Linked DNA regions of Homo sapiens: region 1 is linked to region 2. Evidence: chromatin contacts called from ENCODE Hi-C or POLR2A ChIA-PET data. All regions are on one chromosome and are shown on one strand. The core of a region is the stretch at or near the end of the contact, and the rest is flanking DNA. Distances in the headings are between cores, read along the strand shown. Region 1 holds the start of ZNF765-ZNF761 (ZNF765-ZNF761 readthrough). Region 2 holds the start of ZNF415 (zinc finger protein 415).

Evidence for each region. A loop is a pair of places that touch in the nucleus more often than their neighbours do. ChIA-PET counts read pairs that join two places held with the same protein, here RNA polymerase II (POLR2A). Pooled maps may share reads with other maps.
Region 1: a loop to region 2 is called in a pooled map, with 2.4 times the contacts of the local background. The contact joins the promoter of ZNF765-ZNF761 here to the promoter of ZNF415 in region 2. A Hi-C loop is called at or near these places in 4 of 50 pooled maps. POLR2A ChIA-PET finds 5 or more read pairs at or near these places in 2 of 52 experiments (CD4-positive, alpha-beta T cell and IMR-90).

The regions. Positions count from the first base shown.
Region 1 is chr19:53,390,856-53,397,632 of GRCh38, reverse strand. It overlaps ZNF765-ZNF761 (ZNF765-ZNF761 readthrough), which reads right to left and starts at 2,484. Exons shown (of 13, transcript NM_001350496.2): 1 at 2,440-2,484. It overlaps ZNF765 (zinc finger protein 765), which reads right to left and starts at 2,484. Exons shown (of 4, transcript NM_001040185.3): 1 at 2,440-2,484. RefSeq lists a silencer at 2,415-2,614.
Region 2 is chr19:53,130,930-53,137,813 of GRCh38, reverse strand. ZNF415 (zinc finger protein 415) reads left to right here and starts at 4,904. Exons shown (of 4, transcript NM_018355.4): 1 at 4,904-4,958. It overlaps ZNF347 (zinc finger protein 347), which reads left to right. Exons shown (of 5, transcript NM_032584.3): 5 at 1-2,879.

The DNA of each region.
Region 1 (6,777 bases), core at 1,235-3,734, 260 kb before region 2:
GAGGTGCGTAGATCTCTTGAGCTCAGGTTTGAGACCAGCCTGGGCAACGTGGTGAAACCCCATCTCTACCAAAAGTACAAAAACTTAGCCAGGCATGGTTGTGCACGTCTGTGTGTCTGTGGTCCCAGTTACTTAGGAGGCTGAGGTGTGAGGATCGCTTGAGCTCAGGAGTTCGAGACCAGCCTGGCCAACATGGTGAAACCCTGTCTCTACTAAAAATTCAAAAATTGAGCCGGGCACACTTAAGTTTACACGCTTAACCGCATCATAAAGTTGCAAGCAGTACTTGGAATCATCACTAATGAAACAGCAAATGCATTAGACTTACTGGCCCAGCAAGCCACAAAAATGAGAAATGCCATCTACCAAAATAGATTAGCTTTCGACTACCTCCTAGCCTAGGAAGGAGGAGTATGTAGAAAGTTTAATCTAACTAATTGCTGCCTAGAAATCAATGACAATAGGAAGGCTGTTATAGAAGTAACTGCAAGAATAAAAAAATTATCCCATGTTCCAGTCCAGACTTAGACAAAGTAGACTCCCGAGTCCCTCTTTAGAGGCTGGTTTTCCTCCTTCAGTCGATTCAAAACCTTAACAGGAGTGGTTCTAGAAATACTAAGAATTGGTTTAATACTCCCTTACCTCACCTCTCCTTGTTAAGAACGTTCAATCAACTATAGAAGCAATTGTGACTAGGCAGACTACCACTCAGCTAATAGCTCCATATAAATATCAGCCTGTGCCTAAAGAAGAAAACCTGCTCTTTCATGAAGAATCCAGTAATAGTGGTGCTTTCTATTAAAACCTTATTTATAAAAAGCAGCAAAGGGAGAAAACTGAGGCAGAAATTTAAAAAATCAATATGCATTCATTCACTCCAAAAAACTAACAGGCAAGGCAAGGGTTAAAAAGAAAAGAAGAACAAGTTTTCCTCTGCCTAGCAAGCTCACTTCAAGGACAGTTATAAGATAACGCTTTTTGTGCAGCTGAAGCCAAAGGAATGAGCTCCAGAAAACCCCACTTTAGAACAAGAGTGAAGAAAAAAAAAGTCTGTATTTAGCTGTTCTTGTTTTTCTTTCAATGCAGCTACAAGACCACCAGCTATGCAAGGCCACAAGTTATGCTATGCTATAGATTATGTGACCAATCATTACATGATTAACTGCTTTTATTTTGCTTCTGTAAGCCTGCTTATAAAAACCCCACTCTGTCTTTGTTGAAATGCTCAGCTTTTTAGATGTAAATCCACTGAGCCGGTGCGTACCTTAAATAAACATCGTTCTGTCTCCCGCATACCGGTCTCTCTAGTACTTAGTTTCCCGCAACACCATCTCTGCGCCTCCTCTGCTCTCCCTGTTACATTCTCTCTTCCCTGTTATACCCTCATCCCCACTCTCTAGCACCCCAGATCCCCAGGTGTCCTCCCTGCTGTGCTTCTCCCTCTGTTCTCCTTGCCACCAGCACCACTCTGCTCTGTCTGCCCTGGCTCCAAATCCCTCCTCCTCTCCCTCACTCTGATGAGCCTCCCTCTTTGCTGTCCCTCTCCCTACCTTGCTCTCTGTCCTTCATCTCTCTGTACATCTACCTTTTCTCTACATTTCTCCAGTTGCTTTTCTCCTCCTTTTTTTTTTTTTCCCCCACATTTGCTGTGTCTGGCAAATCCCTCACCCATCCTCTACTTTGCCATCTGTTATGAGTCTTTTTTATTCTTCTTTTCTGTCTCAGGTTTTCTACTGCTCTACGTCTGTCTCCTGATCCCTTTAGCCTACACAAGCACCGGAGGCTTTGGATAAGACACAGGAGGGTTTGGAGCAAAACGCCTGCATCCCGGGGGAGCGCATTTTCCAGGGGCTGGAGCTGGGCAGGCAAGAACACCCCGTGTCACAGGACAGGCCCCGGGCACCTCCCTAACTCGGGCTCAGGGAAAGCAGTGACTGTGGAGGCGAACCTGGGGAGCAGTAGGGCCCGCAAAAGGAGGGAGGCGGCGGCGCCACGGCGCCTTAAGACAAGGGTGGGGTCTGCAGGATCCCAGGACCAGACAGAGGACGCGGCCTCCTTGGGGCTGGGGCCGCCGCGCTGCGTCCAGCTGCCAACGAGGGCGAGACTGGGAGGCGCTCAGGGAGGGAATTCACCTCTCGGGTGAGGACTTTAAAAAGCGCGGGACGGGAGGAGTCAGAAAAAGTTTCAGAGCAGGAAAACTACGTGATAGAAAGTGTATACATTGCCCTATAGCAGAAACACCCGGGACGGGACCAGCCTCAGGGGGACCTTAAACCCAAAAGGAAGCGACCCCCGGACTCTCACGGGGTCGTCTCAACTTGCTCTGGGTGAAGGAAGACGGCTGAGAATTTCCAGGTTAGTGGAGACCCCACGCCCCAGGTACAGAAGCGCCAGGGACCTGGGAAGCACAGACTTAATACAAAACAGAGCGAAACTCACCCGCGGCGGTGGGATAGTCACTCCACGCCGTCCGCTTCCGGGTCTGCGCGAAGCTGCGCGCGCAGGAAAGAAGCCAGGCCTGGGCGGGACCCGCGAGGAGGTGGGCGGGCTTGGGCGAGGTAGGGGCGGGGCAGAGAGACTTTACCCTTTAGAACCGACAGAGGGCGGGGCTGTGGCGGGACCTGTGAGTCTCTCAGCCTGGCTCCCAGGGCCTCAGTTTTCGGGTTTTGGAGGCGAGACCGGCCAGGAAGGCTGAGGCATGATTCAAAAGCCCTGGAATTGTCTGGAACGGGGATGCAAACTGGAATGTAAAATGCAAAGCCCTGCCTGGATGGAACGTACGATTTCATGCTGACAGCCCACAAAACAGAATAGAAATCCTCTCCCTTTCCAGTCTCCATTCACTTGGGAGGGAGAGTCCACCCTGTGCTCAGCTGCAGAGACTTCCCTAGGGCCACCGCCTGGGATGTGGGACGGAATGCTCAGGCCAGCGAGGAGTGAGGTCACCACCTTCTGGATAAACACAGCAGGGATGTGGGCGCGGGCGCGGGAGACTGAGGTCCCAGCTACTCAGGAAGCAGCGGCGGGAGGATTGCTGAGCCTGGGGGTCCAGGCCAGCCTGGGCGACAATGTAACACCCCCTCCCGCAGGGCTCCCTTCCTCGTCACTCTCTCTTTTTTTTCCTTTTTTTTTAAACGTTTTAAAATAAGAGTTTGATTGTGTGAGATAGGGATCTAACAGTATTCTTTTCCATGTGGATATCCAGTTAGTTGCCTCAGCACATTTTTGGAAGAGATTTATTCCTTTATTTATTTACTTATTTCTTTTGTTTTGAGACAGAGTATTTCTCTGTCGCCCAGGCTAGAGTGCCGTGATGGGATCTCGGCTCACTGCAGCCTCTGCCTCCTGGGTTTCAGCGATTCCCCTGCCTCAGCCTCCAGAGTATCTGCAATTACAGGCGCGTGCCACCATGCCCGGCTAATTTTTGTATTTTTGTAGACGAGTTTCACCATGTTGGCCAGTGTGGTCTCAAACTCTTGACTTTAAGGGATCCACCTGCCTGGGCCTCCTCAAAGTGCTGGGATCACAGGCGGGAGCCACCGCGCCTGGCCAAATACTTTTTACTTCACTTTCTAATTGTTAAGAAAATACAATTGAAAACGAAACAAAAAAATCTTCCCCCAAATGACAAAACATCTCCATGACGATAATAGAGAAAGAAATAAACACCATTTTATTAATAAGTAAGCCTTAGACCAGAATGTGATGGGAAATAGAGGCAAAGAGCTAAGAGGTTGAAAAAAGAGAAAGACACTTCACAGTTCTATACAACCCATTAAGTACATGTTTTCAAGATAAACACTAATCAGTCCTCAGGGAAAAGGACTTGACAACACCCTTGGTCACACATAGTTCATCCTGGCTCTAGTTGGTAATGGAGGTGACCATCTGTGTCAGCTAATTAGCTTCATGCAGAGGGAGGGGGAGAAACACTAACCCATGTCTTTTTGACAAGTGTGAGTTTTACAACATGGCTACAGGTGCCCTCTCTGGTGAGGCTCCTACAATGTGACAGAAACTGATGTCAGCAGTAAATAATAACATTTAGAATTTATGATTAAGTATAGAGTTTATCTGAACACAAAGCATGAGGATAGCCACCGGCAAACATCAACTCCTAATGAATGGGATCAACGTTCCCAAGTAGAGACGTTAAGGTTTCACACACAGGGAAAGACAGAGAAGTTTTAGGAGAATCAACACATTTTCCATTCAAGACCAGTGCATAGGTTGCAGCAAGTTGATTGGTGACGGAGTCATACACTTCAAGGAAGGTTATGTTATCACTCCATAAAAAGGGACAATGATCCCAGGAGGCCTTATCTCTGGGGCTGCTTAGTCTTCCTAGTTATTTACAGGAGAACTCTTTTCCTGTAAATAAGGGCAAGACTCGCCCAGGCTGGAGTGCAGTGGGGCGATCTCGGCTCACTGCAACCTCCACCTCTTGGATTCAAGCAGTTCTCCTGCCTCAGCCTCCCAAGTAGCTGGGATTACAGGCACACGCCACCATGCCTGTCTAATTTTTTGTTTGTTTGTTTGAGACAGAGTCTCGCTCTGTTGCCTAGGCTGGAGTGCAGTGACACGATCTCACCTGCTCACTGCAACCTCCACCTCCCGGGTTCAAGCGATTCTCCTGGCCCAGCCGCTAAATTTTGTATTTTTAGTAGTGACAGGGTTTCGCCATGTTGGGCAGGCTGGTCTCAAACTCCTGACCTTGTGATCCGCCCGCCTCAGCCTTCCAAAATGCTGGGATTACAGGCGTGAGCCACCGCGCCTCGCCTTTTGTTTTGCATTTTTAGTAGAGAGTGGGTTTTACCATGTTGGCCAGGCTGGTTCCGAACTTCTGACCTCAAGTGATCTGCCCGCCTTGACCTCCCAATGTGCTGGGATTACAGGCATAAGCCACCGCAGCCAGCCAGGAAAACTCGTAGAAGTTACGCCTGCGTTCCGCTGGACTCAGGTTGCATGAGCACATTCCTCTCAAGGTGTAGCAGGAGCAGCCGCGGATAAAAGCCCTCAGACACCCGGTTAAAGAAAGAAGTGGCTTTATTCAGCCGGGAGCATCGGCCAACTCACGTCTCAAGAACCGAGCTCTTTGAAGACTTTGTTTGGCCGGGAGTGTCGGCAGACCTGCCTCTCAAGAATTGAACCCCCCGAAGAAAGAGTTCCTGGCCCTTTTAAGGGCTTACAGCTCTAAGGGGTTCCACGGGAAAAGGTCATGACAGATTAAGAGCACATGTGGTTAGAGTTGGGGGGCAGTTAATCTTTTAACCTCAGGCCTGGTCATCAGTGGCGCTGGCTGGTCTTGTCACTGAATTCATTCCTGTTGTTTTTCAGCTTTTACTTCCTCCTCTTCAGAGACAGGAGACAGTAAGAGAAATGGCCTCTCTCCTCAAAGGCTCAGAATTATTTAAAGGCCATAGCTTTAAATTGGAATTATTTGATGTTTGAATTACTTAATTTCCTACTGAGATACAGGTACTGTCTCCCTTGTATTTTGCCTTTCAAAGAGAGCTCCCAAGTCCTTCAGAAATACATCCCTGGGTCATTAAGCTGAAAAAAGGTTTAGTTCGTTTCTAAAAAATACCACTTCAGACCAGGCGCGGTGGCTCATGCCTGTAATCCCAGCACATTGAGAGGCCAAGGCGGGCAAATCACTTGAGGTCAGGAGTTCAAAACCAGGCTTGTACCCGGGAGTCGGAGGTTGCGGTGAGCCAAGATCGTGCAATTGCACTCCATCCTAAACAACTAGAGGAAAACTCCATCTGAAAAAAAAAAAAAAAAAAAACTCAGAAGACAGAGAAAATCCATTTGCAAACTTTCGAAATCAGTGTCCTAAGAAAAGAGATGAAAGGAAAGAAAATCTCTTCCTTTATTTTCAAGGGAGGAATTACACCTCTCATTTATTTACGTGTTTGTTTGAGACAGGGTCTAGCTCTGTCACTGAAGCTAGAGTGTGGTGGCGAGATCAGGGCACTGCAGCTTCCAACTCCCTGGCTCAAGTGATCCTCCCACCTAAGTGCCCCGAGCAGCTGGGGCCACAGGCGTGCACCACCACACCGGGCTGTTTTGTTTTTTTTTTTAGTAGAGACGAGGTCTCATCATGTTGCCCAGGCTGATCTTGAACTCCTTGGCTCAAGAGATCCTCCCACCTCTGCCTCTCAAAGTGCTGGTGAGAGGTTAAGCCGGCTGGGCTTCTGGGTCGGGTGGGGACTTGGAGAACTTCTCTGACTAGCTAAAGGATTGTAAACACACCAATCAGGCCTCTGTGTCTAGCTAAAAGTTTGTAAACGCACCAATCAGCACTCTGTAAAAATGCACCTATCAGTGCTCTGTGTCTAGCTAAAGGTTTGAAAATCACCAATCAGCACTCTGTAAAAATGGACCAATCAGCACTCTGTAAAATGGACCCATTAGCAGGACATGGGCAGGGCCAAATTACTGCGAAGGTCTGCAGCTTCACTCCTGAAGTCAGCAAGACCACGAACACACCAGGAGGAAAAAACAACCCCAGACGCGACAGTTTCAAGAGCTGTAACACTCGCTGCAAAGGTCTGCCGCTTCAATCCTGAAGTCAAGCGAGACCACAACCCACCAGAAGGAAAAAACCCCGGACACATCTGAACATCTGAAGGAACAAACTCTGGACATGCCATCTTTAAGAACTGTAACACTCACCGCGAGGCTCTGTGGCTTTACTCTTAAAGTCAGCGAGACCAAGAACCCACCAGAGGGAACCAATTCCAGACACACTGGGATTACAGATGTGAGCCACTA
Region 2 (6,884 bases), core at 3,655-6,154:
AAAAAATTATGAAATTATAAATAGTGCAGAATAACAAAAATAACACTAAGAATGCTATGCTCACATAATTTGACAAGACTAATATTCATGAGTTTCCTCTTAAAAATGAACATATATAATGGAAATTTTGTTTTTGTAGGTAAACTAGAAGTTTCATAAATTTAGCCTTATCATGTTTTTGGTAATGTTAATTTGTCACCTCTCCACAGGAAGTGTATTGAACTCCATTTACAGTTTGGTTTAGATATGGAAAATGAGGATGCTGAACAATGAAGTTTTAGGGAAATGTGTATTGCATAATGAGGCTTTCTGTGAGAAGCAGGATTGACTTCCCAAACTGGTCCAAAATGGCTTGAGAGAGCAGGGATAAATAACTTGCTTGGGGTGTTATGGTAATAACCTTTAATAAAAGGGTGGGTTGGGGTGAGGATCCCACACGTGATTTGAACTTCCATCTAGTGCCAAAGGAGGGAACACGGACATTATCAGCTTGGCCAGATGGGCAGAATAAGAAGAGGGAGTGCAGAGGTATAAATGGTGGTATAAGACAAAAATCACAAAATGGAAACTGACTGTAGTACAACACTGAATATTTACTCTTGCAACTTCTGATTTCTGGCCAGGCATGGCCAGAAATTACAGGCTCATGCCTGTAATCCCAGCACTTTGGGAGCCCGAGGCAGGTGGATCACCTTAGGTCAGGAGCTCAAGACGAGCCTGGCCAACATGGTGAAACCCCATCTCTACTAAAAATACAAAAATTAGCCAGGTGTGGTGGCGCACTCCTGTAGTCCTAGCTACCAGGGAGGCTGAGGCAGGAGAATCACTTGAACCCGGGAGACGGAGGTTGCAGTGAGCTGAGATCTCACCACTGCACTCCAGCCTGGGCAATAGAGTGAGACTCTCAAAAAAACAAAAGAAATTTCTAACTTCTTTGTTAGGGAAGACCTCCGCTTTCTTCATAATAGTAGATAATACTCTTCCTTTCTGCTGAACCCATAGGGCCCATTACACAACGTCATTCTTGAAAATATTTGTGAAATGCTGTTTAAATTGCCTAAAATATTTTTACAGTAGTTCAATGCAAATGAATTTGTGGAAAAGTTTATTACATAATATGATCAAGCAATTTTAGCCAAAGGGCATTTTTCCAAAGGCTGTGTTATATTCATGTCTTGTTCAGTTTATGGTATTGTGTAACATATTCTCCATAGCTTCTTTTCTTTTTTTTTTTCTTTTTCTTTTTAGACGTGGGGTCTCGCTATGTTGGCCAGGTTGGTCTTGAACTCTTGGCCTCAAGCATTCCTCCTGCCTCAGCTTCCCAAAGTGCTAGGATTACAGCCATGAGCCAATAGTAGTAAAATGACTTTTTGTTTTTGTATATGATTTTTACTTTAAGGATTTTTTCCTTCCATACATTTTAATCCAAATTATATGTTTACTGCATTTCTTCTCTGTGTTACTCCAGTGAACACTTAGAAAATACATAAATGAGGGTGTTGTTTAGAAATAAAATTTTGTGACATGAAAATGTATGTAAAACAATGGCAGGTACAGACTAGGTTCTCTGTAAATAGGAAAATGGAGTGTCCTTGTAAATCTTTAGTTCAATTAAAGTACAGGGATACTAGATGGTGAAATGAAGTCTCTTAATATGGAAGTTATCAAAGATCAGATGCTTGAAAATCAAGCGTGTGGAGGTTAACCAGCATCTGGAGAAGTAAATGAAAATACAGTTAATAAGAGAGTCCCCAAGATATTAATTATCATTTATGCAAAGGAGATAATTTCTCTCATTGAATCCCTGGAGGCAATTCAACTTCCTACTGTGGCTGGTATTTCTTTTCTGAGCCAGAGGATCTTACAGCAAAACATGATATTTGTGCAACTTTTGCAATGACAGCTGCCATTTAATATACTCCCCTTAGATTTGTTTCCATTTTAAAAAACTGATATATATTCTTTAATAAGTGATTTATCTTTGCATATATATTTTATATCAATCACATTTAGAGTAAGAATCACAGTTATTAATGCTTTATGTGTAACAACTGAATCATCAGCTCCTGAAATAAGTATTAATGATATTCTCATTTCAGAGGTGAGGAAACTTAGGACAGATAAGCAAAATAATCAAATTAGGCTGGGCACAGTGGCTCATGCCTGTAATCCCAGCACTTTGGGAGGCCGAGGCGGGGGGATCACCTGAGGTCAGGAATTCGAGACCAGCCTGATCAACATGGTGAAACCCCGTCTCTACTAAAAATACAAAAATTAGCTGGGTGTGATGGCGGGCGCCTGTAATCCCAGCTATTCGGGAGGCTGAGGCAGGAGAATTGCTTGAGCCTGGGAGGCGGATGTTGCAGTTAGCCGAGTTCCCACCATTGCACTCCAGTCTCAGTGACAGAGCGGGACTCCATCTCTCTCTCTCTCTCTCTCTCTCTTTCTCTCTCTCTCTCTCTCTCTCTCTCTCTATATATATATATATATATATATATATATATATATATATATTTAGAAAATGGGTAGAACTATGAAGAGACATTTCACTGAAGCAGTTATACTGAGATAAATAGGCACATAAAAAGATTTCCAACATCACCATCCATCAAATCTCAGATCTCAGCATATTCTGCTTTAAAAGACTCATCTTGTCACATTTCAGTAAGAGGCAGAATCGAGATTTGAATCCATGTTGTCTGGTTGCAAAGACAAAGCTTTTAATGATGATGCTACAGTAACAATGCTAGTTATTTTTGTCCTTTACTCACCATCTATACCTATTTTGTTAGTATCTCTTGTAATTTTTAAATGGTTTATCTTCATATATCATTGTGATTGTGGTAACTTTGTATTAAATCTATATTTTTATAGATCAATTAAGTCTATATTTTATAGATCACTATTGCGTATGCATCTTACCTAAATGAATGACAGAGACACTCATTACCACATAATCCTGTAAGAACGATTATCCAATCTTTCGAAGGAGGCATCCAGTACCTGAGGTGTTAGTTCTAGTGGTGGCCAGGCGCTGTAGCTCACCCCTGTAATCCCAGCACTTTGGGAGGCCAAGGGGGGTGGATCTCCTGAGGTCAGGAATTGGAGACCAGCCTGGCCAACATGGTGAAAACCCATCTCTACTAAAAATACAAAAAATAGCTGGGTGTGGTGGCGCGTGCGTGTGGTTGAAGCTACTCAAGAGGCTGAGGCAGGAGAATCGCTTGAGCCTGGGAGGTAGAGGTTACAGTAAGCTGAGATCACACCACCGCACTCCAGCCTGGGTGACAGAACAAGACTCTGTCTCAAAAAAAAAAAAAAATCACTAATAATGACAAAGTGCATATTTCTTGAGCTGAGAATATTTTTGTATCTGTGTTTCCATTGTTCGTTTCCAAAAACAATTACAGGTTGCTAATACACATCAACTGGACTGTTCAGTAGAAGCTCCTGTGTTTCTCATGATCTCTGACAGCATCCAGGGGTTCACATGGAGAAAGCAGAATATGCTGAGGTCTGAGATTTGATGGATGGTGATGTTGGAAATCTTTTTATGTGCCCATTTATCTCAGTATATCTGCTTCAGTGAAATGTCTCTTCATAGTTCTATCCATTTTCTAATTTGATTATTTTGCTTTTTTTTTAAGTCGTTCTAGGATTCTTTATACATTCCACATACCAGTTTTATGTCAGATATATGGTAGGCAAATATTTTCTATTATTCAGTACTGTATTAGTCCATTTTCACACTGCCTAAACCCTCCTGTGACAACCTGAGACTGGGTAATTTATAAACAAAAGAGGTTTAATTGACTCACAGTTCCGCATGGCTAGGGAGCCCTCAGGAAACTTACAATCATAGAGGAAGGCAAAGGCGAAGCAAGGCACGTCTTGCTTGCAGCAGGAGAGAGAGCGATCAAAGGAGGAACTATCACAGATTTTTAAACCATGAGATCTCCTGAGAGCTCACTATCATGAGAACGGCTTGGGGAAAACCACCCCCATGATCCAGTCACCTCCCACCAGGTCCCTCCCTCAACACCTGAGGTTTATACTTGAAAATGAGATTTGATGGGGACACTGAGCCAAACCATATCAAATACCTTTTCTTTCATCGTCTGAAGGTCTTTCACAGACCAAAAGTTTTTAATTTGGTAAATACCAGTTGATTTTTTTTTTCTTTAATGAATCATGCTTTTGCTGCTATGGCTAAGAATTTTTGAACAAGCTCTTGATTCTTACGATTTTATTGTGAGTAATTTTTTCTTTCAGTCTCCTACAGGATACCATTTTATGGTTTGATATTTTACATTTAGGCTATGGTCAATGTTGAACTAATGTCTGTACGGTTGTGAAGTTTGAGTAGAGATGACTTCTTTCCTGCTGTGGATATTAAGTTAGCCCCTCACCAGTTTTTAAAAATTCTTCATTCAATTCCCTTGGTAACTTTGTCAAAAATCAGTTGGAAGTACCTGTAGAGGCTATTTTTGTACTCTCTTACTGTATTGCATCAATCCATATGTCTTTTATTGCCCCAAAACCACACAGTTTTTATTACCTTTCCTATATTGGTAGTCTTGAAATCCAGTGGAGTGATTCCAGACACTTCATTTTTGTTTTTTGGTAACTTTTATGGATCCAATCACTGCTAGTTTTGGATTCCCCACCGAAATCCCAGTTCCCGGACTGCTAAGCTGCAGGAGACTCCCTAGCAGGATCGGGTCCAACCTGCAGGCAAAATAGTTTTAACATAAACCGTTTTCAACTTGGTAAGTGGAAAACATTTTGGTTTCCACCATAAGTGGCCCACACAACTCTGATTTTTTTACCTTAAAGCGGCGCAGACCCCGCCCACTCCAGCCATTCCTTCAGGCTGCCCGGGCTCTTCTCTCCGCGCATGCGCAGTTTCCTACAGGCCCGGAAACGGATCGCGTTGGGTGAAGGTGACGGCGTCGAGCGTGAGTGACCCTCTGTGTAGATTAAACCTGCGCTCCCTGTTTCCCATTTCCACAGCCGATGTCCAGGGTCGATACGGCCCTTAAAATCCCCGTACACTCCACCCCAGGTGAATACAGGCCTCGCAGTGTGGGTCCGGAGTCGCTTCCCTTTGGGTTGAAGTCGCTTTGAGGCTGCTCCCCGTCCCCGGCCTTTTGCTTCTTCCTCCCGCTTAAAACCTTTTCCTGACCCCCTCCCCCATCCCCGGGCTTTTTAAAGTCTTCACCCAAGAGGTGTATTCCCGTCCTGGGTGCCTCCCAGCCTTGCCCTCGTCGGCCCCTGGAGCGCAGCGCCGCAGCTGCAGCCGCAGTCCCGGGGAGCCTTGCGTCCTCTGCCTGGTCCTGGGATCCTGCAGACCCCACCCCTGTCTGAAGGCGCTGTCGCGCCCCACCTCCCTCCTCCTCGTGCCGGGCCCCGCTGCTCCCCAGGCCTCCCCTGAGCCCGCGCTGGGGAGGTGCTCAGGGCCTGTCCTGTGACACCCGATGTTCTTGCCTGCCCTCCTCCACCCCGTGGAAAATGCGCTCCTCCAGGATGCAGGCGTCTTACCCCAAACCGTCCTGTGAATGTGTGGGCCAAAGGGATCGAGGGACAGAGAGAGCAGTAGAAAACCTGAGACAGGAAGGAATGAGGCAAACCAATAAACAGATGGCAAAGTAGAGGATGGTTAGAGATTTTCAGAGACAGTAAGAGTGGAAGAAGAAGCCGAGAAAGTAGCAGGGAGAGAAAAGTAACTAGACACATTTCGAGAAAAAGCACAGTATCCAGAGAGATGAAGGACAGCCAGGTAGGGAGAGGGGCAGCAAAGGAGGAGGCTCCTCAGACAGAGAGTGGGGGAGAGCAGAAGGGATTTGGAGCCAGGGCAGACAGGGCAGTGTGGTACCGGGACAGCAAGAGGGGGCAGCCGATGACAAGGAGAAGCAGAGGGAGAACCACAGCACGGGGAGGCCTGGGATCTGGGGGTGCCAAAGAGTGGGGACAACGGTGTGTAACAGGGAAGAGGGAATTTAACAGGGAGTGCTGAAATGGGGAAGAAAGAGCCAGAAATATGTGGAGACTGGGACAATGAAAAGATTAGGAAGAAAGAGGAATTAAATACATTGCAAGAATGGAAAGAGCAAGTGGAAGAGAAAGAATAGAGGGAAGACGGGGAGGAGCAGCAGGAGAGGAGAGGGGCTCAAAATGAGCAGAATCCTAGGGAGAAAATAAAGGGGAAGGAAAGAGCTAGAGAAAGAAGGTGAGAATGAGAGCGATGTACGGAACGAGGGAGGGAAACACACCATAATGAGGAAAGAGGGGGACCCCAGGTCCAGGTGAGTTGTGAACTGACTGGATGTGATGACTACCTTTTGACCTGTTGATTTCTGTCTTTATAAGTTTAAAATGCACAGATGATGAGAATTGCAAAGCTCCTGTCTATTAAGGCTGGTGCATTTTATAATTATGGCATCAGAAGTTAGCTTCCACTTGCAATCCCTGTTAAGGCAGAGGGAAGTGACTTGACTCATTAATTCCACAGGTCATCCTCTTCCCCTTCCCTGGCGTTGGGGCAGGGGGAGGGGAAGGGGGAGTGGGAGAGTAAAGCTGGGCAGAAAGTGAAAGACTGTCACTACATAGTGTCTCTCTAAAGCAGGGGTGTCCAATCTTTTGGCTTCCCTGGGCCACATTGGAAGAAGAATTGTCTTGGGCCACACATAAAGTACACTAACACTAACAATAGCTGATGAGCTAAAAAAAAAAAAAAAAAAAAAAAAAAAAGTTGCAAGAAAATCTCAAAATGTTTTAAGGAAGTTTAGGAATTTGTGTTGGGCTGCATTCAAAGCCTTCCTGGGCTGCGGATTGGACAACGTTGCTCAAAAGGAACATTAAAAGTGTTGAGGCTGGGCATGGTG